Linked DNA regions of Homo sapiens: regions 2, 3 and 4 are each linked to region 1. The links are chromatin loops, found by intact Hi-C in ENCODE. Cell type or tissue: endothelial cell of umbilical vein. All regions are shown on one strand. Region 1 overlaps BCAR3 (BCAR3 adaptor protein, NSP family member). Region 2 has its middle 41 kb from the start of CCDC18-AS1. Region 3 overlaps BCAR3 (BCAR3 adaptor protein, NSP family member). Region 4 overlaps FNBP1L (formin binding protein 1 like).

Region 1 (8,000 bases):
GAGGTTCCCGCACCTAACCTCAGTCTACCTTCTCTTGCCCACCTGGTACAGGATAAAAACTGTGGGGTTGCTGTTGTCACCTTAAATACTCACATATTTGGGCAGAGATATACACTGTTTTTAAAAGTGTAGTTCTGGCAACTTCTATGACTTAGACCTATCTACTCTTTGGGAGATCTTGTTAACTATAGGGAGTCAGTAACTTCAACACCAAAACGAGAGGCCTGGATTGCTAGCTTTAGAATCATTTGCTGTTAAGCTCTGCCCTCTAGTGCTCATCAGTGTCACAACAGTTCAGCATTTGGCTACAATTCGGTTTCTAAATATTCTAAGAGCTTTTAATATTAAATGTAATAGCATGTCAGGACTTGTATTCAACTTCAGAAAGAAGAGCTGTGTTTACAATACATGAAAATGCAGATTTAAATTGTCAAGGAATTTTATTATTAGAATTAATTGTCAATGTTCTTGAATGAAGAGCTCTAAAATGCTATGATACTGTATGTAGATTTTGAGATAGGAGGTTTGCATTTGGCCCAAAGTGTTACCTCCGGTAACCAAGAAGTTTCCTGGGAACAACTTGTATTTGAATTGTGATTTGGTATCTGAAAAAACATCTCGGCTTGGCAGGAAGGATGCTGGTATTGGGTAAGGCAGAAGACTCCATGCCTGGGAGACAGCGTGTGCCCAGGCTGACTGGAGCAGGAGAGAACAGTGGGAGGAGCCTTGGGAGAAGCAGTAGGTGCTCCATGTTGCTTGAATGGGAAAAGAGATTCCGAGAAGAAGATCACGTTAAGAAATGAGTTTGGGAGGAATTTTATTTATTGCCAAACTGTCTAACTACATATAACTTTGCAACTTGCTTTTTTCATTGGACATCATTCCATATTAAACGTATGGGCCTCCCTCCTTCTTTCGAATGGGTACCCAGTATTCCATTGTATGAAATACAGTTATAGTTAACTAGTTGCCTACTGACATTTGGGTTTTGCTAATGTTCTGTTAGAAACAATTTTGTGGTTAGTACATAGTCATTTAGTAAGTATTTGTTGAGTCTCTTCCCTGTGCTGGTCACTGTTCCAGGGGCTGAGGATACAGCAGTGAACAAAACAATATCCCTGCCCCTGTGGAGCTTTTACTCTGGGGGTGGAGGACTGGAAAGACAATAAGAAAGACAGTCAAGTCAATCCTGTTAGCTGACGATGAGTGCTTAGCAGAAAAGATGCATCAGGGAAAGCAGCTATGAAAGTTGGAGTAAGGGGACATTAAATTTTAGATAGGGTGACCAGGGAAGGGCCTCACCAAGAAGGTGACTTTTGAGTGGAAATACAAGTCAACTGTAATGTCTAAGGGGAAGAAGAAGGGCAAGGCTTTGAAGCCAGGGTCCGCCTCTTCCATGGAGGAACGAGGAGGCCAGAGGCTGGAGCTGGTGAAAGCAGCTGGTGTTAGAGTGGCAGAAGGTGATGTGCGAGGGATTGTGTGTCAGAGTAAAGACTTCAATTTTTTCTGGAATGAGATGGGAGGCATCTCAGGTTCACTTTGGCTTCTGTGTTGCTGCTAGACTGCAGGGGACAGGGGCAGAAGCAGGGAGACCAGTGAGGAGGCTACTGTGATTGTCCAGATGAGAGATGATGGTAGTTTGGACCTGTGAGAGCAGGGGAGGTGGTAAATAAGGGGGTTCTAGGAATGTAACGTGAAGGCAGAGCCATCAGCACTTCCTGATGGATTGGACATGAGGTGGGAGAAGAGAGGAGCCATGCTTGACACTGGTAGGATGGTGCTGTTGTCAGTGGAGGTGGCTTGGTGTGCGTTAGTGTAAGAATTTTCAGAAGATAAAAATCTAGGAGTAGAATGATTCAGTGTCACATAATGGGTCAAAATAAAACTTCTTGGCAACCGAAAGTTTTTTTTATTTGTCGTTTCTTACATTTTTCTCAGTTTCTAATTTTTTTCTAATAGTGTTTTTATGATAGTTACTTATAAAAATAAAAACACCCCTGTAATTATATCCCTTAGTCTACTCCATAGGTAAGATACTGAAAACTTATGGCTCAATCAAAATTATGTAAAGCAAGTAACTTAAATATTAGAGCAGAAGTTCTTAAATTCATTTGTCTCAAGACTTTTTAAATTATTGAGGACCCTAAAAAGTTTTTGTTATGTGACTTCTAGCTATTGATACTCATCATGTTAGAAATTAAAATGGAATATTTTAAAATGTTTATTTAACTTATTTTTACTTGATGAGCATTTCATGTAATTCATTTAAAAATAAGAATAAACCCATTATATACCAGTGAATGTACATTTGTGGTAAGAATGACATTGTTTTACATATTTGCACATCTCTTTAGTGTCTGATAGAACACAACTTGATTCTTATATTTGCTTCGGTGTTCACTCTGTTGTTTTGTGTTACTTTGGTTGAAGTCTCAAATAATGTGGCCCTGCACAGGTATGCAGTTCAGAAAGGGAGGAGTATTTTAATAGCCTCTTCAGATCATTATAGTTGTTGGTCTTTGATACTAGAGTTCAACAAGTTGTAGTTCCTTAAAAGTTAACTGCAATGTGGACTCTGAAATCCTGTCAATGAACTTGTTTTATTTCCTTAAAATTCAATTTGAATGGATCTCTCTTGCAATTTGAATGGATCTTTTACCCATGCATGAGTTTATATCATCATGCATTGGCCATTTGAAAAATATTGGTTTACGAGTTATGCAGATCTTATAAATGTTACATATTTCACTATGTAATATCAGAACTCACATTCATTAATATGACCACCGATCTCATCAGAAAAATCATTAAAGTATTGGAAAGCTGTCAAACTCATGTGGTGAATACAAGTTTTCCAAAATTCTAATTTTCACTTGAAACCTGGAATTTTATCATTGGCAACAAACACTGTCTGTTGTTTTCCTTGAAGTAACAGGCTCACTTTGTTCGTTTTTCAGAAAATGGCTGCCAAATAAATACCCGAGTCTGAATAACCAAGTTTGTCAGACATTCTTTGAAGTAAAAATTGTGCTCTATGAAAAAGCAGCTAGTTGAGCCCACAATTCAATTGCACAGTTGCTTTTCCTTCACACAAACTCTGTGCTTGGAAACACAGCAGAATTGTTTTCTGTGCATGTCCTGTTGCATTGTATAGAATACTAAAGAGACATGTACTCGAGGGCCCATATTTAATAAAGTGAGTAATTCTCACTGCTTCATCAAAGACTTCTAGGTGGAACTGGCTATTTTTCTTCAATTCTTTGAGCCAATGGGAGTCAAGAGTGCAATGGCCCCTGGTAGAGTTTGGTGCCTCTGCCTTGCTTTGTGCTGAGGCACCAGGAATTAACCCATCATAGCTTTTGCACCACCAGTATAAATGTCAACCCAGTGAAACAGGCAAAAAATGTCTCTGTATTATTATGAAAATAAGTTTTGACCTCTCAGACCCCCAGAAGACCCCCCAGCCTGCAGATCAGCCTGTGGAACACACTTTGAGCACCACTGTACCAGAGGGTCTTTTGCTACTTAAGAGACTAAAAGCTGCAAAAACACTTAAAACACAAATAATCCCCTCTTGTTTATCTAAATCCATATTTATTTCTCTAGCAAAGTTTACTTTTAAGCTCAGCTTGCCCAACAGTTGCATTTACATTTAAAGAGACTTGTTTTTAATGTAGGAAAGACATTAAATTTTCATTTAAAAGTAAGGAAAAAATTGAGAGTCAATCCTTGAAGTAAGGGTTCTCAATTGTGGGCCTGTTCCTTGCAGTGGAGTGGATTGTGACACCTCTGGAAATGCTAACTCTATGTAACATAACCAAGTCATGATATACTGTAAAGATCTGGTTGCTCATCATATACTATAAAGTGCTAGGCCAGAAGCAATTGTAACTCTCCTCTCATTGCTTTATATTAAAACTCTGAAAACCCCAAGCTTGGTGAGGCCAAGGCTGGGTTATGGCAAGGTGCTCTGCCTGAGTATGCAAGTGTAGTCGAGGGAGAAATTTGTTGCAGGGATCCATTTACTTGGGACAGGCTGGAAGTGCGCATTCTCCTGATCCTTAAGCTTTTATTAATTGCTGCAGCCTTGGCTCCTTCTATGCTCCCAGTGTGGATTTGCTGGCTGAGCTCCATCCATCCTTTATGTGAATGAAGATAAGGATGTGTCAGACCCTGGGAATGAGAACATGCTGTTTGGCCCTTCAAGGCAATTTCCTTTCGAGTCCCAGCCCTCTCCAGATGGCATCTAATTGTTTCTTGAATGACCTCAGTGTCCAGGCTGCAGGAACCTGGTCTGAGAAGCCATTTCACATATTTATTAGCCTGTGGATGAGAACTTACTATATAAAGCCCCCATTCACATTCTCAAAAGAGCTTTTTGTACAGAAGAAATAAGGAAACTGATGGACTGTTTCCTGTGACCACCAGTCTTCAGCCGGATTCTTATTTTTACCAGGCCCAGGTGGGTGTATTTTGAAGGGGTCTGTGTGGTCCAGCTGAATCCATCCTGGTTCAGTGCCCTCCTGTCTGTCTCCTCATGGTCTCTACATGAAAGCCTTGACAGAATAGAGTCAAGTCCCCTTACCTCCTGGTTTCAGGATTACTTGAACAGAGTACAGGTAGTGTGAGTTGGGAATTACTGCATTCTGGAAGCCTCTCCCAGTTTGGAATCCCAGCTAGTTCAAAGTTTGAGAGAGTAAAATGACTCTTTTATTTTTGAGATGGAGTCTTGCTCTGTCACCCAGGCTGGAGTGCAGTGGTGCAATCTTGGCTCATTGCAAGCTCTGCCTCCTGGGTTCACGCCATTCTCCTGCCTCAGCCTCCCGAGTAGCTGGGACTACAGGCCCCCGCCACCATGCCTGGCTAATTTTTTTGTATTTTTAGTAGAGGTGGGGTTTCACCATGTTAGTGAGGATGGTCTTGATCTCCTGACCTCGTGATCCGCCCTCCTCGGCCTCCCAAAGTGCTGGGATTACAGGCATGAGCCACCGCGCCTGGCCGTAAAATGACTCTTAGGGCCAAAGTGGGAAGCAGCCGTAATTCAGCCAGAGGCTGGCAAGGCTGGCTTACCCGGTGAGGAGCATGACTTCTGTGTGGCCTGTCATCCCTCACGCCTCTGCAGTTCTGAACTATTTTTGGAGAGACAGGGAAGGGCCCCTACCTTCTTGCAAATACCATGAACAAGAGCCACGTCTCTAGAAATATGCATGCACACTTACTGCACATCTTAGTTCCAGGTGTTTGTGGACCCCAGGTTGAGAATCCCTGAGCTATCTCCAAATGTTCAGTGGGCCCCTATCATGTTCAGGCATTCCAATGATGACAATAAGACATGGGTCATGAGGCCAACAGACAAGGGCACCAGTCATTTTAATGAGTGCTTCAGTAGCTGAACCCTGGAGGACAGGGTTGGAGCTAGGGCTTCTTAAGGGGAGAAGGAAACCCCTACGGGCCCACACAGACTGAGAGCAGGGGCTCCCAAACTTCCAGGCCATGTCCACCTAAGGACTGTCTAAGGAGCACATTTGGGAAGATTTGAATGTGATTTGGAGATGATGTAAACGTCCTGTCCTTTGACCTGGAAAGAAGTCATGAGGGTTGCCCTCGCAGGTGACTGTACCGGGAAAAGCTCACCTGGCCTCAATAAGGGGATGTCTCAGCCAGTACCTCTAAATTGGGTCCTGTGGCCTTCCACATAGCAGAAAAGCCTTTTGGAAACATCCTCCAGGAGCTGAGGATGGTGCTGATGCCACATAAGCAGGGCTGAGAATGCAGTTTGTTTGTGCTTTCCCCTGGCTGGGAGGTGCTGGGTGTGGGAGCAGAACTCACCCCTACACCAGTGGCACAGTACATTCCAACAACATGAATCCCTCTCCCTCTTCCTAGAGGCAAATTCGTGTATTGTTATCCTTGAAAACTCAAGGCAACTCAATTATTTCCATGGAAGTCCCTGGAATAGACTGCAAAACACCATTAATTTCCATTCATTGCTGACACATGAGTGTACAACCCTATTATTAATGGGTGTATAATATGCATGTTTTCATGTAACATCAGTTCATGTTGGCTCCTTGTAGCATTTCTCAGATACAGAGATCACATTTTATACACATAATCTCCAACAGAGCCAGACACAGTATGTTACATCTCCATCTCAAGTTTTAATCTTACACTGATAAGGTGAGCCTGTAAACCCAAATTGATGGTGTGAGCTAGGAAACTTACCTCTGGGAAGGGCAGGGGTGGAGTGGCCTGGGTTGATGACTACTTCTGGGAAGGAAAACATTTTTAGGACCTTAGTCTCTTGCATCTGCCTCTCTCAGCACTTTGACCACATTCTCTTCCATCAGCTTCTTTATGCAGTGAGGGCCTGGCTGTGGGCTGCTCTAGGCTTATATTCTTAAGGCTTGTGGTCCAAGGGGAAAAGGGGATGTCTCTCTCAGCCCTAGTTTGAAAAGTCTCAGGGAAGGACTCTGTTTGGTCTCATGTCATTCACCTGCTTACTCTTGGACCATTCAGTGTTCAGTATTCTGATTGGCTCACACATCCATTAAAAGGATGAATACACATGCTACTCAGTAAAGCTTTTAAATATAATAGCCACCACCTGCTATCTATACCATTCCCCCCCTTACATTTTTAGGATCAGAAGTATATTCTGCTATATTTCTATTATCTCTATTCAGGATACATATATAAAATGTTGAGACATGAATGCTAAGTTTTGCGAAAAAAAAGAAAATCTTTTCAAGTCCTATTCCCATCTTTCCCTAGTTTATCTCCCTCCTGGTTTATGTACTGGATACCCATTGCCTCCAAGTTTGCCAGATTTGCTACTGTTACAGAGAAGTTATGGGCAGGGGGTGGGGATGTCCAGAGGGGCTGTGGATCCCCAGCCCATCTATAGCTTGTCCTTGGATGGATTCCCACATCTTATCACAAGTGACCCAACCGGGAGTCCTGGTGTTCCTGGATAGTTACCCAGATGGGTTTCTGCTGCTCTCCCTAGTAATTCTCCCTTCCTCCACCCAGCCCTTCCACCCATTTGGATATACACTGCAAGGCGTACCCAAATCTTTGAGCCACTGGCAAAGGAATTTATTGTCCCCACCTTGGCACCAGGAAGGGCAAATATTGACCTTCTGGATGTCACTCCTGCAGACAGCATTATGCTTGGCAGTTGACTACGTTAGGAAGTGAAGAAACTGGCCGGCAGTCAATGAGGTCCTTCCATGCACAGAACCCTCTGAATTGGCCTCTTCCTATAGAGGAAGGGGTACTGTTTGTGTTTCCATGTGACAAAAGCGGTCCCTTAGCCCTTCTTGTGCAGCAAGCCTTTGTTGCCTCCTGGTTCTTCTCAGATTCTGATGTCAGCATCCATCTCTCCCAGCCCTGCACTTTCCTTTCAGCTGTGAGCGGAATAGGACCTCTGATGGACTATTGCAGATGAGATCTGCTGCCTGTGTTGCCAAGAGTATCTGTCCCTCTGTTGGAGGGAGGTCTGCCTTTCAGATTTGCATAAGATAAAGCACTTCTGGTGACCAGGTGTTCTCCGTGCTTCCCTCATCACACCAGATAGAGCCAGCCATTCTGATTCGTTGTTGTTTTAATCATTAACTTTAAGAGCTGTTTGATCCCACATGTGAAATGGAGATAATAATACTCCTCTCCTAGTGTGACTATGAAATAGGACACCATGGTAAAAGTTCTCTGTAGAAGTGCTGGCTCCTGGCCTGGCATGGTGGCTCACGCCTGTAATCCCAGCACTTTGGGAGGCCTAGGAGGGTGAGTCACAAGGTCAGGAATTCAAGGCCAGCCTGGCCAATATGATGAAACTGTGTCTCTACTAAAAATACAAAAATTAGCCCATCTCTACTAAAAATACAAAAATTAGCCAGGCATGGTGGCGGGTGCCTGTAGTCCCAGCTACTCGGGAGGCTGAGGCAGGAGAATCACTTGAACCCGGGAGGCGGAGGTTGCAGTGAGCTGAGATTGCGCCA
Region 2 (8,000 bases), 320 kb after region 1:
CAATTGTCCTGCCATTAGCACAGTCAAATAATCATTTAACTATAGCATTTCAAAGATACAGTTAATTCTAACTATTTATTTGCTATTGTTTTTGGGAAGAACATTTTGTACATGAAAAGGAGGTGAGAAATGAGATATGGGCTTTAATTTGGGAGAAATACATGGAGCTAGGAAATGGAAAGGAATAAAAAAATGAGCTTTCTTCTATGAAAGGTACTTAAGGGCTGGGCGCAGTGGCTCATGCCTGTAATTCCAACAGTTTGGGAAGCCGAGGTGGGCAGCTCAAATAAGCTCAGGAGTTTGAGACCAACATAGGCAAAATGGCAAAACTCCATCTATACAAAAAATACACCAAGCGTGGTGGTGTGTGCCTGTAGTCCCATTTACTTGGGAGACTGAGATGGGAGGACTACTTGAGCCCAGGAAGCGGAGGTTGTAGTGAGCCAAGATGGTGCCACTGCACTCCAGCCTGGGTGACAGAATGAGACCCTGTCTCAAAAAAACAAAGAAAGAAAAGAAAAGGTACTTAATATCTTCAAATATTCAAGATCTGAATGAGAAAAATGTAATTTTAGGTCAGGTGTATATAAAAAGTATCCAGCAATTTCATAGCTACTTATCTTCATGGACTGTTTCCTTGGTTGGTTATCTCTGTCACTGTTCATATCACACCGAGGGTTGTTACCTGCTGGCTTTCACATCTTCCTGTTCTTTCACTCATTGACTAGACTTTTCACTCATTTAATCACTGTTTTCAAACATCTCTATGTGCCAGACACTGGAGTAGAGATGCAAGGGTGAGTAAAACACATGAGATCCCTGCCCTTTCATTACATTTAATGAGAAGAGAGACAAAAAAAAAAAGTGGATACTTTCAGATTATGTTAAGTGTTATGAAGAAATAAAACAGGGTAATGGGGCTCAGAATGACTTTGCAGGTGAGAGATAGGTGGCTGGAATATTTTAGATAGAATGGTGAAGGGATCTGAGGAGACAATTTGTACTGACAGCTCTGGGAAGTGAACAAAGAGAAGGAGCCAGCCATGGGAAGAGTTCCAGCCATAGGAAACAATAAGAGCAAAAGCCTGAGACAGAAATGCATTTGACATTAAATGAGAGGGCTGTAAAGCAGGCCTATGTGGCCAGGGTGCAGTGAACAAGGGGAGAGTGGTAGGAAAGCTATGCAGGTCTTAGAGGCTTTGGAAAAGAGCTTCAGTTTTTTTCTAAGAGCGATGGAAAATTATCATAGGGTGTTAAGTAGGGCAGAGATGTGGTTTTGTTTTTAGAAGGCTCTCTGGCTTCTCTAATAGTGGGCAAGAAGATAAACCTGGAAAATAATTAGATGGCCACTGCAGTCATCCAAGCAAGACATGATGACTTGGACTAGGGTGGTAGCTGTCACAGTGGTGAGAAGAGGTTTGATTCAAGTTCTTTTTTACATATGGGGCTGAAAAGACTTGCTGATGGATTGGTTTGAAGGTGGTGAGAGGAAGTACTAGGTGAGTGGGGATGCTTTATTCAAGATGTACAAAACTGGAAAAGGAGAAATTCTGGAAGAAATTCTAGAGAAAAGGAAATTCTGGAAAGACCAATAATTTTTCTCAGTCTTGTTACATTTGAGATGCCTTAAGAAATACAAGTGGAGATGTGAGAAGGCAATTAAATATTCAAGGAGATTAGGGGGGTTGAGTAGAGGAAGAAGTAACCAAGAAGAAACACCAGTGAAATAGGAGGAAAATTGAGAGCATATGGTTACAGAAGCCAACTACAGAATGGATTTTAAATAGGAGGAAATGGTCACCTCTGCCAAATTTAGAGTGGTCAGATAGGAGAGGACTGAAAATTGACATAATCTTTGGCAAGGTCAAAGTCACTGGTGACAGATCTGGTAAATATTATTTCAGCAGATGCAATGAACATATAATTGGAGTGGGTTGAACAGAGAAAGAGAAGTTAGAAAGTAGAGAGAGCAAGTATAGGCAACTCTTGATAAGCTTTACTGTGAAGGCATGCTGAGATAGAGGGCAGAAGCCAGCAAGGATGGAGAGTCTAGAGAGAGTTTAGTCAAGCAAGACAATACTAAGGCATGATGCAGAAAAGAGGACACATAATGGCAGGAGTGAAATCCTCAAATAGGCAGGAGGGCATGGGATCCAGAGCCCTGGAAAGGACAACCTCATTGTGAAAGGAGGGAGAACATGTATTCAGATTCAGGTAGGTTGGTAGATTCGATGGTGGGAAGATATAATTACTGCCTGAGGCTTCTGTTCTTTCAGTGAAGTGTAAATTGAGATCACCAGTTGAGAGTGAGGAAAGATGAAGTGTTGGAGGTTTGAGGAGAGAGGAGATGTGAAATAAATAACTTGGAGAGTCAGAGATAATGTCATATTCATATTTGTATCCCAGCATCCTACCACAGTGCCTGGCACATAGGAGGCACTGAAAAACAGTTTTGAAGAATGACTGAAAGTCAGAATCAGAAAAGAAAGAACAATGATACACACTTAAAACTTACATCTTAATACAAGAATAACATATTTGTAGAATATCTTGGTTTATAAATGTTTTAGCATCTACTTGAATTTACTCAATAAATTCCAGAATACTCGAGGAAGGAGGCATACTTGCAAAAGGTAATTTAAGACAAGATGACCTCTTTACACTTTATTTACAAGAGCACCTTTCTCATTAGGCTGATTTTTTCAAGAGTAAGGAGATGCTGTCTTTTCATCTTAATATTCTCAGGACATGCATTAAATAGTGCCTGGCACAAAATTAAGTGCACAATAATGCTTTTTCGGTTTTTTGTTTGTTTTTGAAACAGGGTCTTGCTCTGTCACCCAGGCAGGAGTACAGTGGTGTGATCACAGTTTACTGCAGCTTCAACCTCCTGGGCTTAAGTGATCCACCCCAGCCTCTCAAGTAGCTGGGACTATAGGCATGTGCTACCATACCCAGCTAATTTTATTTTTTGTAGAGACGGGGTCTCACTATGTTGCCCAGGCTGGTATCAAACTCCTGGGCTCAAGCAATCCTCGTGTATCTCCCAATGTATTAGGATTACAGGTGTGAGCCACCACATGGGCCAGTAATGCTTTTTTGAATAAATAAATGACTATAATCACATGGAGCTTCTAATCTCCAAAGGATTTACAGGCTGAAATAGAAAAGTCTCCAAAAGAATTTAAATACTTCAGGGATGAAAAGCCAAAGTGGATTGATTATAAAGACAAACAGATGCTTTAGGGACATTTTAAGGGAGTCACAATATGCAACCAAACATTTCCACAAAACTTTCTTTGTAACATTGTTTCAAGAATAAAAACCTAAATGATTTTGGGTCTCACTAGCATGGCAATTTTTATATTTGTTTGAGTTTATAGGCTCTTTTGACCTTTTCTCTATAGTAGTAATAGATTTTTGTCCTTTTGCCTAACACTGTGCATTATAGTGAACTACATTCCCAGATACCTTAGAATCACCCATGTTTATCCCTTTCCTCCTCTAGGAGGGCTCTGAGAGATTTCATTTCTGTCCTGCTGATGAAGTCTACGTTCATTCAGGGCCTGCTGTGGAAGACCAGCCCCAAAGGTGTGTTATACTAAGTAGGCAGATTCTATCTCCATCTAATTCCTAAGTTAGGCTTTTCTTACTCCTAGAGTTCTGTATAGCATGGCCTTCTTATTTCTTGTAACATTGCTTTTGGGAATAAAATGTTTGAAGAAAGGAATATAAAGAAGAAAAAATGCTGGGGAATATATAAGGGAAAAAGAACAAAGGTTGAAAAACAGAAACAGAGAAAGGGAGGAAAGATAAATCTGACCACTTTAAAGTCAGTCAGTATACCTACAGACATTCAGTTGAGCAATAAAAGAATGGGATAAACTATGCAACTGAGAAAAAAAATGACAGAGGGGCAGGAAAGACTGGTCATTTTGTCCTGTAATGAAGACCACAGAAGTCATTTTTACGTCAGGGTGAAATAATTGTGGCCATAGCTATCTCTGGTCTCATGTTTATACATCACTACAAATCACAAGTGAGAAATAATATAAACATATTTACTAAGGCTTTACCAAGAACAGTTGGCTTTTCAGATTTAGAAATAGCTCAAAGGGGAAGGAGGTATTACTCAGTCATTATGTGACTGGCACCCTCTAGTGGCTGTTTAGATTTCCTGCATGTGGATCCTAATTGCATTTTGAGGAAAAGACCTTTAGAACAAAAATCCCAATACTCAAGTTATATGTCCTGACATACGGCTTTTTTTCAGTGTGCTTTGGCAGCAAAGCTAAGTTAGAAGTGTAGAAATAGGGGAAGATAGATTATTTGGGTGTAACATACTTTAATTATTGAAAATGAGCTACATCGTTGACAAAATGAAATGGCAGCGAGAGAATAGCAAGAAGTCCATTCAAGGGAAGTTTTTTCTACCCATTTGTCATTGTCTTCATTCAACTCTACAGAATTTCCACATGGGAATTTAACTCTGCAAATGAATCTATATGATGCTATTAATTGATATTTACATATTAATGAATGTACTTGGAAAAATATTATTCAACTAGGAGTCCTTTTCTTACAGTTTATACGTAAAGACCATCCTTTTATTTATGCTAAGATAGCTCTTTGCAGAGCTTGATATTATGTTTTGTGAATTTCCTACTTAATCCAGTGTTAAAAATCTTCGCTTTTATTCTTTACCATTGTCGACCTAAAGGTAGATGCTAAGGCACAAAATATGATTTAAAGAGTTTACTTAAGCTGGGCACAGCTACTCAGGAGGCTGAGGCAGAGGATTGCTTGAACCCAGAAGTTCAAGGCCAGCCTGGGCAACATAGCAAGACCCCATCTCAGGACAAAAAAAAAAAGTTTACTTGAGCCAAGATAAGGACAGTTGTTCTAAAGACTCAGACCCAGTTACCTTGGATATGAGCTCCGTCAGCCTCAGTTACAAGCAAGCTTTCAAAGGAAAAAAAGATAATTAAAAATTATCAGGAGTGGGCTGATAGAAAGTTGTTTGACAGGCCAGGTGTGCTGGCTCATGCCTGTAGTCCCAGCACTTTGGGAGGACGAGGTGGAGGACTTTGAGACCAGCCTGGGAAACACAGTGAGACCCTGTCTGTACAAAAAATAAAAAAATAAGCCAGGCATGGTGGTGGGCACCTGTATCCCCAGCTACTCAGGAGGCTGAGGTGGGAGAATTGCTTGAACCCAGGAGGTTGAGGCTGCAGTGAGCTCAGATTGTGCCACTGCACTCCAGCCTGGGTGACAGAGACCCTGTCTCAAAAAATAATAATTTAAAAAAAAGTTGTTTGACAGGAATTCTCATTGGTTTACAGAGATAACATTAAGTGTTTGACTGTACATTGTTGAACGATACGATATGAGTTCTGGTGTCCAGCTGTAGCATTTCATGGCTTCTTGGTGTCAGCCTCGGGCCCACGTAGCAGGTGGCATCAAGAGACAATTATTTGGCCAAGTGCAGTGGCTCACACCTATAATCCCAGCACTTTGGGAGGCCAAGCAGATGGATCACTTGAGGCCAGGAGTTTGAGACTGGCCTGGCCAATATGGCAAAACTCTGCCTCTACTAAAAATATAAAAATTAGCCAGGTGTGGTGGCATGCACCTGTAGTCCCAGCTACTCGAGAGGGTGAGGCATAAGAATCTCTTGAACCCGGGAGGCGGAGGTTGCAGTGAGCCGAGATCACACCACTGTACTCCAGCCTGCGTGACAGAATGAGACACTATCTCAAAAAAAAAAGAAAAGAAAAGAAAAGAAAAGAAAATATAAAAGAAAAAAAAAGACAATTATTTAGCCCAAGGGGAAGTGAAGTGAAGTAACTGCTGTTTCATTCTAATGCCTGTTTGGGCCTGATAATTTAAAAGGGCTTACATTCCTAAGATAAAGTCTCTTTTCTTCTTTTTTTACATTGTTTTTAGTGATCAGGAAAGAGTAGTATGTTTGATATAGCGACAATAATCCAAACTGATCATGAGATAACTAACCATGTTGTGAGTTGTTTGCTAGCCTAAGGCATTATTCAATAGCCAAAAGCAAGCTGTGGTATTGACAAGATCCTTTCACTGTTGCACTTCTGGTACTGTAAAGAATGGACTAGATCCGGGCAAGTAAAAAGTTAGCTGGCTGTTTTGTTAGTCCAAGGGAGAGAGGATGCAAACCTAACCTAGAGCATTGGCACATAGGATGGAAAAGATGGGTTAGACCAAAGATATTTCTGAAAGAGAATTTCAAGATTAGTAACTGAATATGAAAGGAGTGAGAGGGGGAGGAATTAAGAATAACTCTGAGATCTCCGGCTTGGGAAAATGGGTGGATGATGACACCATTAACTAAGAACAGGAATATAAGATCATTTGTATTTGTACAAATACAAATTTGGAATTCAAGGTTAAGATTGGCATTTGAGAAACAGATTTGGGAATTAATAAATGAAGCTATGAGAATAGATAAGGCCATCAAGGAAGCACACTGGAGAAAAAGGAAGAGGTCCAAGGAAAGCAGTGCAACATCTAAAGGCAGCGAGAAAGCCCAAAATAAGAATTATCGGAGTGACGGGAAAATGGCATTTGAGAAGATCACAGAAGAGAGAGCATCAAGGCATGGTAGTCTACAGTGTTAAATGGGGCAGAAAAGTCAAGTAGACTGCAGAAAAAAAAGCCAGCCGTTTTGCAATGAATTCAACAGGTTAAAATAACTACCACTTGTAGAGGAGGAAAAAAACTTTTCCCTATCCTCTTAGGTTCAGTACCTGGGGCCGTACAAATTAAACTAGCAAAAGACAGATTAACAAAAGTGAAAAGTTTATTACATGAGCCTATTGGAGCTTCATAGAAAAGTTGTGAAAGCCTCCAAAGGCCAGTAGACCCAGAGGCTTACATATCATTTTAACAAAGTATGGACAAAGGGATTTTGAACTTGAGGTGAGGGATAGGTTGTGTGGGAAGGAGACTTACTCAGATTTAAGTCATCTCAGGTGATGAGAGTTGTCTCCAGAGTTGGTATCCTCTTTCTGGTACCAGAGAGGAGGATACCTTTATAAATAGAAATTGCCTTTACAAAAATAGAAATTTATACTCTGCTTTTAGAACTTTTTCTGCATCTTCTGTTCCTCAGTTGCCTTCAGCTCAAAGTAATCATTATGCCAAAGTGACATATTTTGGGGAGGCTTCCTCTGATCTCCCTCACATTTGAAAACAAGCAAAGTTTCTCTCAGAAAGCAAATAAATATACTGATATAATATAGGCCAAAATGAATCCTAAAAGCTTGTCAAAATTCTTTTATTTTACTAAAGTTTAGATGTAACAAATATGTTTGCCTGGCTCCTTTTATACACACACATACTCTCTGTCTCTGTCTTTTCTAGACCAGAATTTAATCTGTATTAAACAGAGTTTAAACTGCTTTTATTTCAACATGAGGAGGTGGCTTATTGAGCTATTTAAAGAAAAATGACTTGAACCAAAAGCCTTCTGTCTTTCTAACTACTCTCAACAGACTGACTATTGTAAAATGTTGAGCCTATTAACTTCTCAAATGAATCACAATATAAGAGGATATCCAAACACAATAAAGTGAATGGAATTATGGTCAGACTATGAAAATATTATTGAGAAATACATTTAAATCACTAAACACTTAGCTGATTTGGTTATCACGTTAAAATGCTTCTACTGTTGTAGAACATTTCTCTTTAGTCCACTTAAAGATGAGAAAATTGGCATATTGTATAGGAGCTTACTGAAATGCCTGCATTGCAATAATACTATTGGCATCAAGAGAGATTTATCTCAAGTCTTAAATCTCAGTTGGGTAAATTTTGTTTTATAGGTTTTCATGCCCCACCCCAGACTTATTGAAACGGGATTTTTGAAAAACTGTTAATCTATGGTTTGTCAGTACAGGTACATAAATATTAATAAATCCAGACAATATGCGGGGTTTATTAAAAAAAACAACTGAACAGAATAATTT
Region 3 (8,000 bases), 58 kb after region 1:
TATTTTAGTCAATCTCAAAAGTAAATTGAATCTTAGTGAAAGCTGCTTCATTTAGGGGACAGTGTCCTAAGTATTTGGGGTCTACTTTTTTTTTTCTTTTTTGAGACAGAATCTCACTCTGCCACCTAGGCTAGCAGTGGCACAATCTCAGCTCACTGCAACCTCCACCTCCCAGGCTTAAGTGATTCTCATGCCTCAGCCTCAAGTAGCTGGGACTATAGGCAGGCACCACCACACCCAGCTAATTTTTGTATTTTTAGTAGGGACAGGGTTTCACCAGGTTGGCCTGGAACTCCTGACTTCACATGATCTGCCCGCCTCAGCCTCCCGAAGTGCTGGAATTACAGGCATGAGCCACTGTACCTGGACTGGGGTCTATTTTTTTTTTTTTTTAAACGAAGTCTCGCTCTGTTGTCCAGGCTGCAGTACAATGGTGTGATCTTGGCTCATTGCAACCTCTGTCTCCTGGGTTCAAGCGATTCTCCTGCCTCAGCCTCCTGAGTAGCTGGGATAACAGGCGTGGGCCACCACACCTGGCTAATTTTTGTATTTTTAGTAGAGACGGGGTTTTGCCATGTTGGCCAGGCTGATCTCGAACTCCTGACCTCAGGTGATCTGCCCACCTCGGCCTCCCAAAGTGCTGGGATTACAGGCATGAAGCACCACGCCCAGCCTCTGGGGTCTATTTTTTAAGGCAGTAAATATTTGCTGACAGTCCATGCTTTCTCTTTGATGTACAGTAGCAAGTGTCATCCTCATGAACAGTAGTGATTCAAGGAGAACCAATTAGGATGAGACATCTGGCTAAAGTGTGTTGTATAAGAAGGAGACTGCCTCCATCTGGGTCACCAGGTGTGGGCAGTCTAGGATAATCACTGGGAAATGAGACATTTGCAGAGCTTCTATCAGAATCCTTAGAATAGTTTATCTCAGGTCACCTAAAACAGACTGTCCTATTAAAAAGTTCGGATTCCTGGTCCATCTGCCATAGAACTCCCTAATTACCGTTTCTGAAACTGGGCATTTGAATTTATCTGCTGTGCCAGGGATTTTTTAGGATGAGTGTCAAACCTGAATATCTGTATCTGAAGTCAAGCAGGCCTCATAGAGGAAAGTCAGGCTGCCATCTTTATTGCTGAGGATCAGCACTCCCACTTCTGTTCTCCCAAGCCCTGGATGCTTGGAGGACTTGAGTATGAGTTTACAGTCCAGCCAGCAAAACTTTCTAGTAACACCAAAACCGCTGGTCACTCGGCTTGGCTGTTTCATAGCCACAGGTTAGCTCTGAAATCCTGCCAGGTACTCACTGAAATTCCATCATTGCCACTGAAAAACAGCCACAATCACATGTCCCGCAAGTCAGATCATGGCAGGAATAGAATTTACTTGCATTAAAGCAAGGTCACCTTAAAAATAAAAAGTTGAAAACTTAGTGCCTTCATCGGGAATTTGTGGGGGGTCAATTCTAATTATATTTCAGAAGCTTTCAGAATTCTTCAGGTAGACTGGTATTTTGTAGGATTGGTATTTGAAATAAGCAGCCCATAAGTTCTGCCAGATTTTCATGATATACTGATTTCTACTATAACGGGTTATCATTTTTTCATTCAGGTATTTTAATGTGCATTATGTTTATTTCCTGTCACCTAAAACTGCCTAGAATTTTGACAGCAGAGCCAACAGGCCAGGCTGTGGGTAAAGCCTTCCAGCCCAGAGCTTCCCCTGAGACTGGTAAAGGAGATGTTTTGTGGGATCACATGGTTGCCATCCATGACATCAAACTCAGCAGTTAGGGACTTGTCCCCAACCACATTACCATGCTTTGTAGGCGGCTCCCTGCCTTCTAACAGTGTCAGCCTTTCCCTTCTGGAGCACATCAGCAGTGACAGGACACAGTCCTCCAGAGCATACAGTGGCCTAGGAGGAAGTGGCATACCCAGAGAAAGCCCAAAAGGAGGGTCACATTACTTTGCGTGTCACCATCCAACCCAGCCCTTACACTATAGCCACATCTGCCACCTTCTCTTCTCAGCTTCTAGTATCAAGAGAATATGTCCAGGAGATGGGCCTAGCCCAGACCCAGAGGCTTCTTTCAGAAAGGCAATGCCTCAGGGAGTGGGTGTAGGGAGCAGGGGTCTACAGAAGGAAGGGCAGCATGGTGGGCAGCAGGAGGAAGGCGGCCACAGCCTTTTCTTCACAGCACGTCTGCTGGTGCTGAGCCTACTCACCTTCCTTTTGGATACAGGAGCTCTTCAAGGCCAAGTAAATGAATCTCAGCTCTACCACATACCAGCTGGGAAGCCTTGGGCAGTTACCTAATCTCTTCTGTTTTCTCATCTGTAAAAGCCAAAATACCTGTCTTAAAGGGCATTGTGAAGATTAAATGAAATTCTTCAAATATTTGACACAAACTTGGCTCTTATTCCCCAAATACTAATGCCCTTCCTTGTTTCATGTAGAAAACTTAACATAGCCTTGCCGGTTTTAGGGTATGAGTTGGGGACCATTTATCTTAGGACAGTCAGAGTCAGTGGTGTATGCTGCTGCTGACTAAATTGTTCCAAAAGAAAATTGAGGCCCTGAGTTACCTGCAGAAGAAAAGAAATGAGTAGCAGGCATGGTGTCTCATGTTTGTTGTCCCAGCTACTCAGAAGGCTGAGGTGGGAAGATCACTGAGCCTGGGAGGTTGAGGCTACAGTGAGCTGTGATCGCACCACTGCACCCCAGCCTGGGCAACAGAGTGAGACCCCATCTCAAAGAAGAAAAGTCATAAAACTCTTTAAGAGACGAGTTAAACTATAGCTATCCATACAGTGGACTATTATGCAGAAATTTAACAAAATAAGGCTGTTCTATATGTACTTATACTGAATGCTTTTGAGGCAAGGAATGGGTGTGGTTTATGTAGTATATAATATGCATGTATTTATTTTTAAAAGGGGTGTGCGTATAGACAGGAATTTTGGGGAGGTCAATTCCAGTTTTATTTCAAGAGCTTTCAAAATTCTTCAGGTACACTGGAATTTTCTAGGATCAGTATTTAAAATAAGCAACATCAGTTCTGCCGTATTTTCATGATAATGCTGATTTCTATTATAACAAGAGTGTAATTTTTCATTCAGGTGTTTTACTTTGCATCATGTTTATTTCCTCTCATCCAATACTGCCTTGAATTTTGACAGTGGACTGGCCAGCAGGCCAGGCTGTATGTGAAACACACACGCACAAGCAGTTGAAGAGAGTTGCCATCTCTGGGATGCGCTAACAGCAATGCAGATGGGGCGGATGGGGGATTATTTTTTCTTTCTACCCTGCTTTCAGACACTTTGACATTTTTACCATGTGTATCTATCACCTGTTCCAAAATTTAAGCAAAAGGGTAATTTTATTTTATTTATTTTTTTTTTTTTGAGACAGGGTCTCACTCTGTCAACCAGGCTGGAGTGCAGTGGCATGATCTTGGCTCATTGCAACCTCCGCCTCCCAGGTTCAAGCAATTCTCCCGCCTCAACCTCCCGAGTAGCTGGGATTACAGGCACACGCCACCACGCCTGGCTAATTTTTGTATTTGAGTAGAGACAGGGTTTCACCATACTGGCCAGACTGGTCTTGAACTCCTGACCTCAAGTGATCCACCCGCCTCAGCCTCCCAAAGTGCTGGCATTACAGGCGTGAGCTACCACGCCCAGCCACTAAAAGGTAATTTTAAAAAGAACCTTTTCCAAAACACCACCTTTCTTCCAGATCACAAGGTTAGAAAAGACGTGGACTGCTCTGCGGCACCAGTACACCCAAACTGCCATTCTCTATGAGAAACAGCTGAAGCCCTTCAGCAAACTCCTGCATGAAGGCAGAGGTGAGCACGTGGGCAGAGCAAGCATGGGGCTACCCCGCTGGGGAGTGGAGTACAAGTACACAGGGCATGTTATGAGGCCCTGAGTTATCTGCAGCACTGTGGATGGCTCATCAGGGCTTTTATCAGATGACAGCGTTGCTTGTAGAAGGCTGCAGTTGCTGTAACAAGACAAGGGCTATGAGTCACCTCATTCTGTGCTTAACTTTGGAAAACATGTGATATGGAAAACTCTACTCCTTATTCTTCAGAGTCCACATGTGTTCCCCCAAACAATGTATCAGTCCCACTGCTGATGCCGCTTGTGACGTTAATGGAGCGCCAGGCTGTGACTTTTGAAGGAACCGACATGTGGGAAAAAAACGACCAGAGCTGTGAAATCATGCTGAACCATTTGGCAACAGCGCGATTCATGGCCGAGGCTGCAGACAGCTACCGGATGAATGCTGAGAGGATCCTGGCAGGTAAGAGATGGGTTTTGTAAGCTGTTCTCTAACACTGTATCGTAATTGAAATGAAGGAATGGAAGAGCATGGCTGACTTCACTTAGAAAAAGACCAAAAAGGAAGGATTAAAGAATGGAATTCCATTTCCTATATGGCTAGTTATTACTTCCTCTTAATTCCAGAATGACTCAAGTGCCCTGTTTCTCCTTGTGTGTTCTGTTGTTCAATGGTATAGAATAAACAGAGAGAAGGGGTCAAGAAAGAACTGGGGCCGGGCGTGGTGGTTCAAGCCTGTAATCCCAGCACTCTGGGAGGCTGAGGCAGGTAGATCACTTGAAGTCAGGAGTTCAAGACCAGCTTGGCCAACATGATGAAACCCTGTCTCTAATAGAAATACAAAAATTAGCTGGGCGTGATGGTGTGTGCCTGTGATCCCAGCTACTCAGGAGGCTGAGGCAGGAGAATCACTTGAACCCGGGAGGCGGAGGTTGCAGTGAGCCGAGATCGCACCACTGCACTCCAGCCTGGGCGCTGGGCAACAGAACAAGAATTGGCCAACTTGCCTACCACTTATTAATAGTACCTCTAATAGGTGAGATTAGAAAAGGTGATGTGCCAAGATGAGGAGGTGGAGTTTTATCCAGACCTCATTTATCTGCATTCCTGTTCCTTCCCAGTCACACTGGGAAGTGAGCTCCCCTGCTCTTAGCATCAGACACATCCTGGAAAGTGTGGGGCAGTGTTGCGTAAACGGATTTTTCTTACAAGTGCTATGGTGACAGAAAGCAGCCTCCTCAGTCAGCACGGCCGGCATTTATCACACATGTGGCATGCGCGCGGCACCGTGCTAACTGGATGTCCTGAGGAATTTAAGCAGGTACGATAAATGCAGTGTATACTGTGGGAGCACTTAGGGGAAGGGACTGATTTGGTCAGAGATGTTAGGAAAGAGGAAGCACCTGGTGACAGCTTCCCAGAAAACACTGCATTGATTGTTAAAGGACAAAAGCAGTTACCAGCAAGCAGGGCTGGGAATTCCACTCAGATGGCACAACCCAAGCAAAGGCGCTGAGAGACCTTGGGGAAAACTGGGATCCACAAGTACTTGGGTTTAGATTTGTGCAAAGTATGACCTAAGGAATGGCCAACTAGGCTACAGAGGGAGGTGCAGCTGGGAAGCCCTTCCACATAAGACCGTGGCTGAAGAAGAGCCAGTGAAGGGTTTAATCATGGGAGGGTGTCACATGGTCAGATTTCTGTTTTAAAGTAAATTACTCTGGTGTCTGTGTGGAGGAAGGCTGGAAGGCTGAAGGTTTGCTGGCAGAAAGACCATTCAGGAAGGAGGGCTTTGCCAAGGCAGTCATCAAGGATGACTATTTTCCATTACTATATAATTTTTTAAATTCTTCAAGGGCTCACAGTTTGATTCACAAAGTTAAGAACTATGTGGGGGCAGGAGACTCCATTTATTTAATTCTAAAAGGGAGCTGCCTCAGAACCAGATGTGGGACTTAGTCGTTTGCACCATCTGCTGTGGGTATAAGCACCGCATACCTGTTTCATTTTCTTCCTCAAAAAGTTCTCCAGGATTGGCTGTATGTTACTCAAACAATAAAAGCACACAAGTCAACAAGTATCAGAGTGCCTACTTAGACAAAGCCAATGAATACATTACCATGGATGTTGCATAAGCCAATACATCAGGGTGGGTTTTGAGAAAAGTGTGCCATAAGCTGCTCTACAGCTTTAAATCACTTTAAAGGTCACTGATGGAATTTTTCAGTCGATCCTAATATAGATTTCACAGCAAGTACCCATTGCTGTAAGTGACAGTGAACCCAGGAAAGGCAGAGATCTGCTCACCAGCATAGACCAGACCACGTGAATGGGAAGGGGCTCAAAGCATGTATGAATAGGAGTCACCATCTGGGGGCCGGGCGCAGTGGCTCATGCCTGTATTCCCAGCACTTTCGGAGGCTGAGGTAGGCAGATCACCTGAGGTCAGGACTTAGAGGCCAGCCTGGACAACATGGCAAAACCCCGTCTCTGTTAAAAATACAAAAATTAGCCGGGGAATTTTGAGAGGGAATACTTGAGAGGCTGAGGCAGGAGTATCAAGCGATTCTCCTTGATTCTTAATTTCATTGAGCCGAGATTGTGCCACTGCACTCCAGCCTGGTCTCAAAAAAAAAAAAAGTCACCATCTGGCCTTTGGTTGGTTATCCACCAAGGATATTCTGGCATCATCAGGAAGAAAATATTCCTGTTGTCCTTTCTACAACCAAGATCCTGTGATCTAGATGGCAGGTATATTTAATGGCAGAACAAACTATCCCAGCAATAATAAAGGATGAGAACCACATGACTCTTTGGCTAGAGGCTTCTCTCTCTTTAAAAGAGTTGCCTGAACATCTTTGGCCTTAAGCAGACCACATCCTCTCTTAGATGGAATAGAGTTAAGAAATAGGCCCACACATATGGCTGACAGTTGATTTTCAACAAAGGTGCCAAAATAATTCACTGGATAAAGTATAATCCTGCAAATGGTATCTGCTATTGGATATCCATATGCAAAAAAGTGAATCTCGATCCTTACCTCATACCATACACAATAATCCAAAATGGATCATAGACCCAAAATGTAAGAGCTAAAGTATAACCTTCTGTAAGAAAACATAGGAGAAATTCTTTGTGCCCTTAAGCTAAGTAAAGACTTCTTGGCCAGGCACGGTGGCTCACGCCTGTAATCCCAGCATTTTGGGAGGCTGAGGCAGGCGGATCACCTGAGGTCGGGAGTTCAAGACCAGCCTGACCAACGTGGAGAAACCCCGTCTCTACTAAAAATACAAAATTAGCCGGGCGTGGTGGCGCATGCCTGTAATCTCAGCTACTCGGGAGGCTGAGGCAGGAGAATTGCTTGAACCCAGGAGGCAGAGGTTGCACCATTGCACTTCAGCCTGGGCAACAAAAGCAAAACTCCATCTCAAAAAAAAAAAAAAAAAAAAAGAAAGAAAGAAATTCTTAGGACACAAAAAGCATGAACCACAGCAGAAAACATTGAGTACACATATATCTGATAAAGGACTTACATCTAGGCTATACAAAGAACTCTTACAACTCAGTGAGAAGATAAAATTTAAATAGACAAAAATTTGAATAGACACTACATCAGAGAAGGCATACAAATGACAACTACATGAAAAGATGTTCAAAGCATTCATCATTAGGGAAATGTAAATTTAAACCAACCACAATGAGATACCACCACACTATCTAGAATGGCTACAACTAAAAAGAATGATAGGCCAGGCACGGTGGCTAATGTCTGTAATCCCAGCACTTTGGGAGGTCGAGGCGGGTGGATCACCTGAGGTCAAAAGTTCGAGACCAGCCTGGCCAACATGGCAAAACCCCGTCTCTACTGAAAATACAAAAAATTAGCCAGGCGTGGTAGCACACACCTGTAGTCCCAGCTACTTGGGAGGCTGAGGCAGGAGAATTGCTTGAACCCGAGAGGTAGAGGTTGTGGTGAGCCAGGATCGTGCCACTGCACTCCAGCCTGGGCAACACAGCGAGACTCCTTCTCAAAAAAATAAAAATAAAAAATGATAAAACTAAGGGTTGGCAGCATGTGGAAAAACTGGAGTCTTCATATGTTACTGCTGTGAATATAAAATGATACAGCCATTTTGGAATAGAGT
Region 4 (8,000 bases), 72 kb after region 1:
ATTCACAACAGCAAAGACACAGAATCAACCCAGGTGCCCATTAATGGTTGACTGGATAAAGAAAATGTGGTGGCTAGGCATGGTGGCTCACGCCTGTAATCCCAGCACTTTGGGAGGCCAAGGCGGGTGGCCTGAGGTCAGGAGTTCGAAACCGGCCTGGCCAACATGGTGAAACCCTGTCTCTACTAAAAATACAAAAATTAGCCGGGTGTGGTGGCGGGCACCTGTAATCCCAGCTACTCAGGAGGTGGAGGCAGGAGAATCACTTGAACCCAGGAGGCGGAGGTTGCAGTGAGCAGAGATCATGCCATTGCACTCCAGCCTGGGCGACAAGAGCAAAACTCCATCTCAAAAAAAAAAAAAGAAAATGTGGTACATACACACCATGGAACACTACACAACCATGGAAAAGAATGAAATCATATTCTTTGCAGTAACATGGATGCAGCTGGAGGCCATTGCCATAAGCAAATTAATACAGAAACAGAAAACCAACTACTACTGCATGTCCTCACTTATAAGTGGGAGCAAAACATTGGGTAAACATGTACATAAAGATGGAAACAATAGACACTGGGGATCCCAAAAGCGGGGAGTGAGAGAGGGGAGAAAGGCTTGAAAAAATACCTATTGGTTACTATGTTCACTACTTGGGCAAAAGGATCATTAGAAGTCCAAAGCTCAGCAGCACACAATATATCCATGTAATAAGCCTGAACACGTGCCCCTTGAATCTAAAATTGTAATGAAAACTATAACCATAACCTAGCAATTCTACTCCTCGGTACAATTTTAGAGAAACTCTGAAATCAGTAAACATGTACATAGATACACATAAGCAGTATATTTTTACTAGCAAAACTAGTAGCCCAAATGTCCATCGACAAGAGGATGGATAATTTGTGTATACTTTTATAATGGAATACTATACACAATAAAATTATGCATAAACAAGGATAAATCTTAAAAATGATGAGTGAAAAAGTCTCAAGATACAATGGAATATTTAAAATATTTGATAACTGGGATATTACTAAATTCATAAATATATAAATCAGTGTACAAATCAACAAGATAATTCATTTTATTTAAACTACATAAAACTTTATCAAGTGATATAAGTAGCACAAACCATTTATAAATCACTAATAATTTTCAAGTTGTTTGTTTAAACAAATGGGTTGGTATAATCTTTTGCTTGATATGGCTGTCACCAGGGAAATGATGCCCCTGTGATTTGACACAAGGAACTGCAAACTCTTCCAGTGACTTCCCCCATTCAACTGACCACTGTCATTAGTTTACTAACCACTGCCTGGCACCTGAAGAGAGGGAACAGGTAATGGATCGCCATCTCACCTCCTACCCTCATCAGACAGCACAGCACCATCTGGGTGCTGGCTATATGCCAAGAGCCAGTGGCAGGAGCTCTCAGCCATAGAAGAGAATGGAGAAAAGGGAGAAAGACGGAGTAAGATGGTTGGGGATTGCTCATCTTGGTTTGCCAGAATTGGAAGCTTGTAGTTTGTCTGTCTCACTCCACACTCAAGACAGTGCTTCCACTGTGCCCACCTGGTAATATTCTACTTGTTAAACTGGGTGATATATTTATCTTATAATGGTTCATAACATACATATACATATTATCCACAAGAAACTCCTCAGGATGGAGATTCTGGGTTTACCAAATCAGTTCGTCAAATGCTCCCATATCCCTAATAGTGCTGTCACAACTCACAGAAAACAAGTGAGAAATCTTGTCAAACTGAAATTGTGTTGAAAGCAAGACACTAATTATGTCTTAGAATTACCCCCATTTGTATCAAAAGAAATGAGGCTATTTTGACATGGCTTATTCTTAGGAACCTCAGTCAGTTGCCCAATACACTGTCCCCTAAAAGCTAACATCATCTAATACTTTCAAGGGTTGTTGTCCAACTTCTCAGAATTTACTCTTCAAAATGTGTGTTTGCCAATTCCCCAATCTTTTGGTGCATCTTATGTTTTCTGTAGTTTCCCTAATTCCTGACAGTGACTATACTCAGGAATACATTGATCCTAGGTATATAAGCTCATTGAAATAGGTTGTTTCTTAAGCTTTTTTTTTTTTTTTTTTTTACTTAAGCTAATACAAGTTGAGTATCCCAAATTCAAAACTCCAAAATCTGAAACTTTTTGAGCAATGACATGATGCTCAAAGGAAATGCTGACTGGAGAATTTTGGATTTGGGGATTAAGGATGCTCAACTGTTAAGTATGTAATGCAAATATCTAAAAAAAAAAAAATCGGAAATATTTCTGGTCCCCAGCATTTCAGATAAGGAATACTTAACCTGTACATTCTTCAAAATAAAACCCTTTTCAATGAGACTAGAGAGACTTTTCATTTGTTGTTATCAAGGACGTTATCTTCCCCTCGCAAATAGGAAGTGATTTCACTGATCTTAGTTTTGATAATAAAAGCTTTCTTCATTGTTTTGAGCTCTCCACCCCAAACCTCTGTCCATCTGAAGCTTTAACAATTGACACTATTTTCCTGCTATTTTCATTGTTTTGTGTGTTCCTACTTCCAAACTTGGCATTGATCCCTAAATTTTCATCTCAACAATCGTAACCTCTCATTGTTCAGCATCTACCCTGAATTTTATTCCCTTTTCTGAGTTTCTAAAAGTTTGCAGTCATAGTTTCACATTTGCATTTTTTAAAAGGTGAATCTTCTGAAATTAGACTTCCTGAAGTTACAGATAATGTGTCACTAATTATGGCAAATGTTCTTTCCATGCTTTGAAATGCCAGGAAGACTTGGGTGTTGTAACTGATTAGGAATCAAGCCGGAGCACAGGAAATGCTGTCCAGCGTGTAGTGGCTAGATTGGGCTATGAGGTACAGGGACAGTTCGTATGGTTGCAGTGGACAGATGGTGTAAAAGGAAAGTCTATGCAACACAGCTACTGGAGAAGAAAGATAAATCCAAATTATTGCATGCAATTTAAATTCACTCTAAAGAGACAGCAAACTTTTTTTTTCCTTTAGGAAAGCTTAGAGAAACCAAAATTAGAATACAATTTCCAAAACTGCTTTGCAAAAAACAAAAAAAACTTGTCCCACTTATGGAATTTGTCATCTACTCTGTATTATCTGAGACTTGGCACATTCAAGAACAAAATCATCACATCTCTGATTCACATAGCAATGAAAGATCACACACTAAACACCTTAACAGGCCATGAAAAGATTGTTTTATTCCATGTAAATATTCTCAACAGAGAACACTATCTTTAAATGAAGGATTTACCATTAAGAAATCAACATGTGCACAAAAAGAGTAAAAATTACCAAAAAATTAAAGATTTTTTGGGACAATTCACATGTTCAAAATTTAAGAATGATTTAAACTGTGCAAGTACAAATGTCTTTCCTATTATAATAACCCATATACAGGTTGCACTATTCCACATCAAGGAACTTGCCTCCTACGGAAGCAAATCCTGCTTTTAGAAAAACAAACAGTAGCTTGAAAAGAACAGTTAGTCCTTACAAGAAAGTCTTAAACTTTGCCCTCTGTGGCTGTTAGCCAAAAAACCATAAGCACTTCAGGCTTTGTACAGAAGACAAACACAGCCAGATCACATTTCCTCCTCATTGCTAACCTTTAAAATAAAAATAGCACTAGATTTTAAAACTACTTCATGTAGTCTGTCAGTACTGAATAATGTCACATTATATAAATAACCCTGTAACGAGATTCAATATCTAAACTTTATAGTTTACTAGCTGCAAAGGTAATACACTATATGTCAGCTGTGTAACAGTGGTGACTTGATCTTATGAAGGCAGTAACTTTCACACAATTGTCATTCAGCTTTAGTATAACGGGTAGTATGATTCAAATAACACTGGGAAAAAGTTATTAAAGCAGTCACACAGCTTCTAAAATATTGCTTAAAATTCAATAATACACAAACCATTTCACGTTCTTTCTCCCCTCAAAACAGTAAAGAACCAAATTAATGAAGATTCAGTGGTACAAATAACCCCCCACCTGCCCCATCTCCCTATTACAACACCACTAAGAAATTAGTTAAGATACATGTCATTAACAGAATCACAAATGCGAGGCAGGACACCATGAGCAACAGGAGCACTAACAACAATCATATTTACAAGTATAAACATACAGAAATTCCATTTTACAAGTAAAAGTGCACATAGATCATTACAAAGTTTCACTAAATTTTATCAGGTTCAAACAAAAGCATCACGTGGAAAGAGACTATCATTGTAATTATCAAACATGATCGTCATAACCCAAAATAAAAAGACAATTGGGGGAGGCCCATAAAACTTCTCATAAAACCACTGAGGAAATTAAAATGGACTTGGACATGTCTTTAGTTTGATGCATAAATTTGAAGATGCACCACTGTATATGGTAGAGCTCTAATAGCCACCTACCGAGGCTACATCGGCAGCTGCAGCGGTGCTGCAGAGTTAAAGCAGGTCGCACTGAGCTGACACATAAAGCCCTTTGTGGGATACTGTAGTGGTAGTGTTGGCAATCAACAGATTTAGGCACTCAAGTTTAAGGCAGCATTTGAATGGAAGCAGCTGACTTTTGACAATAGTCCTTTGTCTTGAGGTGGTGAATATCTTCTGTGTTTATTATGCCAGGATTTCAGTGCTGACTAGATTCTTCCCAGACTGAGGTGCTGAAGATGTATCACGTTTCAAAGAGTTCTTTCAACTGGGCTGTAGGCTACAGCAGAGATGTTTTCTTTTTCTTATCATAAATACTTCAGGTTCACAGCTACTTCTTCGTAATGCCAAAACTGGAATGTTTGCAGTGGGGAAGTTATAGCAGTGTGCACAAATACTAAGATGGAAACATTAGTGCTGGAGATGTTTGACAAAGTGATTTGCACTACAAATGTAAAACAAAACAAGGCTTTGACAAGAACAAGGGAATCTAAAGACATGCCTGAAAAATCTAGCTCAATCACGCTAGACATGCAACAGGATGTTAAGCAAGCACGGAGGTGGCGCAGGCAGACACTGACAGATGGCAAGGATCTGACAGATAGTGGGTCTAAAAGCCAATTAAAACAGAGCTGGGAGGGAAGACAATCCTGTTGGGACAGCTAATGTAAGACACATTTTTTGACAGCTCTGCATTCTTTATTGATTAGACAGCAATAAAATAAATAGAAAAATGGTACACTATTGTTGGCTTTTTCTTTTGTGGGAATAACTGTGAACTAGGAACTTAAGGGTTGGTATTATGATTTTTAAAAACAATGTATGGAAATGCTAATGAAGTTAGTAAAAAAAAAATCATGTCTGCATGCACTCATGCAACTTGCTTCTCTCACTCTCTTTGAGCCTGACAACTCTAATACCCTCCCCCAAAAGCAGCTGCATGTAACCTCCTTCAACATCTTGCCCATTTCCTCAGAAACCCTCTTCAGGAACCTGCAGTCCAGGAGGAAAAAGAAAAGAACAATTACTGAAGACCTTTGGTAAAACCAAAAGGGGTGTTCAGTTTAAAGTGCCTGTCCCAAATGTCTCTATCATTTTATAGTCAGCTACCGAAAACACCAGGAAAATTTAAAACATGGGCAAAATTAAAAACCAATCTTACTGCTTCTTCACACTTTACTTCCCCACACCACTGACTCAGGGTGTGGTCACACAACCAGCACTGCACAATCCTTGACTGCACAGTGTTTCCAACAACGCTTGCTGAAACTAATTGGAAAAATTTATCTATCCTAATAACTAATGATTCAGCGGAAATAACAAAATGCCCTAAAGGCGGTACACATATCTTCCTCTAACCCAGATAGTCAAAAAGTTTCTCCTTTAAAAATTAAAATTTGTCAACACTTCCCCTCCATTCAAGGTTTCCTCTATCTTCAAATGTGTATTTTTCTATGTAACTGTGTATTTTCCTATGTGTAACTGCTAAATGCTAAATAATCACTAAAGTGGTATTTCCCAAAAGATATTTTCAAGATGAAACATACAAAAGTATGAGATTAGTTTGGAAGGAAGCTTGTAAATTATTGAAAATTACCAGCTAACCTCAAAATATTTTGAGGTCTCAAACAAAATCTATTTTATTCACCTAAGAGCTAGACCAGGAGATTTATTTTGAAACTCTCTTTAAATCTACTTAAATAGATTATGTGCTACCTGCTCATTTTCTTCCTTTAGGAAACCAAAGTTAAGAATAGGTAAGAAAATGAAAATGATGTTATTATTTTACTAAATTATCCAACTACTATTTTTCTTCTTGGAAACTGTAGCTACAAATTCAAACTTCTAGAAGAAACCACTCTTTGGGGAGTCGGCTTTCCATAGCATTTCAGAGCAGTTTCACTATTCAAATTCACTAAAGTCACTGTGTTTTCTGAAGTAAAGGGGGCAGAGAGCATTACTATCCATGAATTCCTGCCCAATAAATCAAATTCTATTTGTAAGGCAGAAAAACACAAATCCTTCACACAGACTTAAGCGGGACATAAAGCAAAAGGCATCAATTAAGCTTCACACCAACGTTACTCAAACAGTAAAGTGCCACAAAATGTTTCTTGTGGTAATATTCACAAGATCAAGCCTACACTCAGCTCACATAGTGAACAATTAATCTTGGATGCCCTTTAAGTTTCCTTATTTTTTTCAACCTGTTGAATGTGTTTTCATTTTATGTTACTCTTCCTATGTCACACATGGCACAAAGGTGCCTGGTTAGTTTAGATATAAGTTACTGCACCTTTACTGTTTTTCTCTAGAGTTACATCTATGTATGACGTGGGAACGTAGCCTTCTTCACCGTTCTGTCTCCGAGCTCTTGTCCATCCGTCACCTTTGTCCTCCTCTATAATGTAGAGAACTTCACCTTCTTTCATTGCTAGAGTACCTTCATTATGTCCTAGATGAGAGTTTTCACAAGCATAATTTAAGCATTGTGATAATTTTTTTTAAAGTTACTAATACAATGCACAAAATACAATGAAACCCTACTAGATTTCAATGTACCTGGAACTACTGACTCTCACTAGCAACATCTCTATTGTGCTTTGTGGCTTACCCAGCACTTTCATATACATTCTCTCATTTGAGCTGCATAATAAGCCCGCAGGGCTGGATAACATCACCCCCATGTAACGGATGAAGTTAACTGAGTCACAGTGACATTACATGATTTGACAGGGTATTCTAATTCCTATGTCACTATTCCAACTCTTTTCCCAAATTTTAGTAGTCTATCTAAAAAAATTCAGCAGGTATGGATTAGGAAAACAGTAACCAGATAGCAAAAGAGCAGGAAGAAAGAAGGAAAAAAGAGAGTCTGAAGGGAGAACAGAGAAAAATACGGGTTTGACTCTAGAGATGGTAGAAACAGAATGGCCATACACAACTCTTTCACTCTCTATCCCCAACCACGCCCAACCTGCTTAGCAGTAACAATTTTCACAACTGAATCTTCATTTAACACGTGCCAAATTGCTTCCCTACTCTCTAGATTACATTATAGCAAGTTTGTTTTCTTTTGTTTTGTTTTAGAGATAGGGTCTTACTGCCCAGGTTGGATTCGAACTCCTGGGCTCAAGCAATCCTCTCACCGCAGCCTCCCAAGTGTCTGGGACTATAGGCACACATCACTGCACTTGGCTGCAAGGTCTTAAATTTAATATATTTTCTAATAAGAAGTAACTAGAGACTTTGCTCAATTTTAAACCAACACGAAGTGGGGAGAAAGACCTTAAATCAAGCACCATTTTACAACCGTTTATTTATGAAAGTGTCGCTCAGTTCTCCTGTTAGTTGAGGGAAAGTATTTTTCACAGTCCAGGATAAAGAGGAACTAAAAATCTGCAGGAGAAGGCCTCAGTGCCTTACTTCCCTTCCAGAGTTTGTTCTTCAACTTTCATAGAGTAAGAGATAACATAGTCAGTAGCTACTACATTCTCTCCCACTTTCATCTAAACAGGTGGCCT

Evidence for each region. A loop is a pair of places that touch in the nucleus more often than their neighbours do. Peaks named below come from ENCODE experiments on the same cell type or tissue, not always from the same donor. Only the 100,000 strongest peaks of a DNase experiment are listed, where the experiment ranks them.
Region 2: a loop joins it to region 1, with 6 times the contacts of the local background. A loop is called at or near these places in 23 of 110 quality-filtered maps.
Region 3: it touches region 1 in a loop (7-fold over the local background); 13 of 110 quality-filtered maps call a loop at or near these places.
Region 4: it touches region 1 in a loop (7-fold over the local background); 12 of 110 quality-filtered maps call a loop at or near these places.

What each region holds. Positions count from the first base shown.
Region 1 is chr1:93,621,929-93,629,928 of GRCh38, reverse strand. All of the region lies in intron 3 of BCAR3 (BCAR3 adaptor protein, NSP family member), which reads left to right. Among named protein-coding and RNA genes, the nearest start is that of BCAR3-AS1, 34 kb to the right of the region's middle. In endothelial cell of umbilical vein, a CTCF peak has its summit at 281 (motif pointing left); DNase peaks (open chromatin) are centred at 248, 4,158 and 5,888; H3K27ac peaks cover 6,284 bases.
Region 2 is chr1:93,300,979-93,308,978 of GRCh38, reverse strand. No RefSeq gene overlaps it. Among named protein-coding and RNA genes, the nearest start is that of CCDC18-AS1, 41 kb to the left of the region's middle. In endothelial cell of umbilical vein, a CTCF peak has its summit at 4,163 (motif pointing left); a DNase peak (open chromatin) is centred at 4,138.
Region 3 is chr1:93,563,596-93,571,595 of GRCh38, reverse strand. It overlaps BCAR3 (BCAR3 adaptor protein, NSP family member), which reads left to right. Exons shown (of 12, transcript NM_003567.4): 10 at 3,745-3,856; 11 at 4,105-4,317. Among named protein-coding and RNA genes, the nearest start is that of BCAR3-AS1, 24 kb to the left of the region's middle. In endothelial cell of umbilical vein, no CTCF peak of the experiment used is centred here; DNase peaks (open chromatin) are centred at 4,065 and 5,315; H3K27ac peaks cover 1,391 bases.
Region 4 is chr1:93,549,878-93,557,877 of GRCh38, reverse strand. It overlaps FNBP1L (formin binding protein 1 like), which reads right to left. Exons shown (of 17, transcript NM_001164473.3): 16 at 6,773-6,931; 17 at 3,217-5,469. The coding sequence ends at 5,462. Among named protein-coding and RNA genes, the nearest start is that of TRC-GCA7-1, 38 kb to the right of the region's middle. RefSeq lists an enhancer at 4,336-4,864 and a silencer at 4,912-5,206. In endothelial cell of umbilical vein, no CTCF peak of the experiment used is centred here; DNase peaks (open chromatin) are centred at 2,507, 2,767, 3,527 and 4,857; H3K27ac peaks cover 4,096 bases.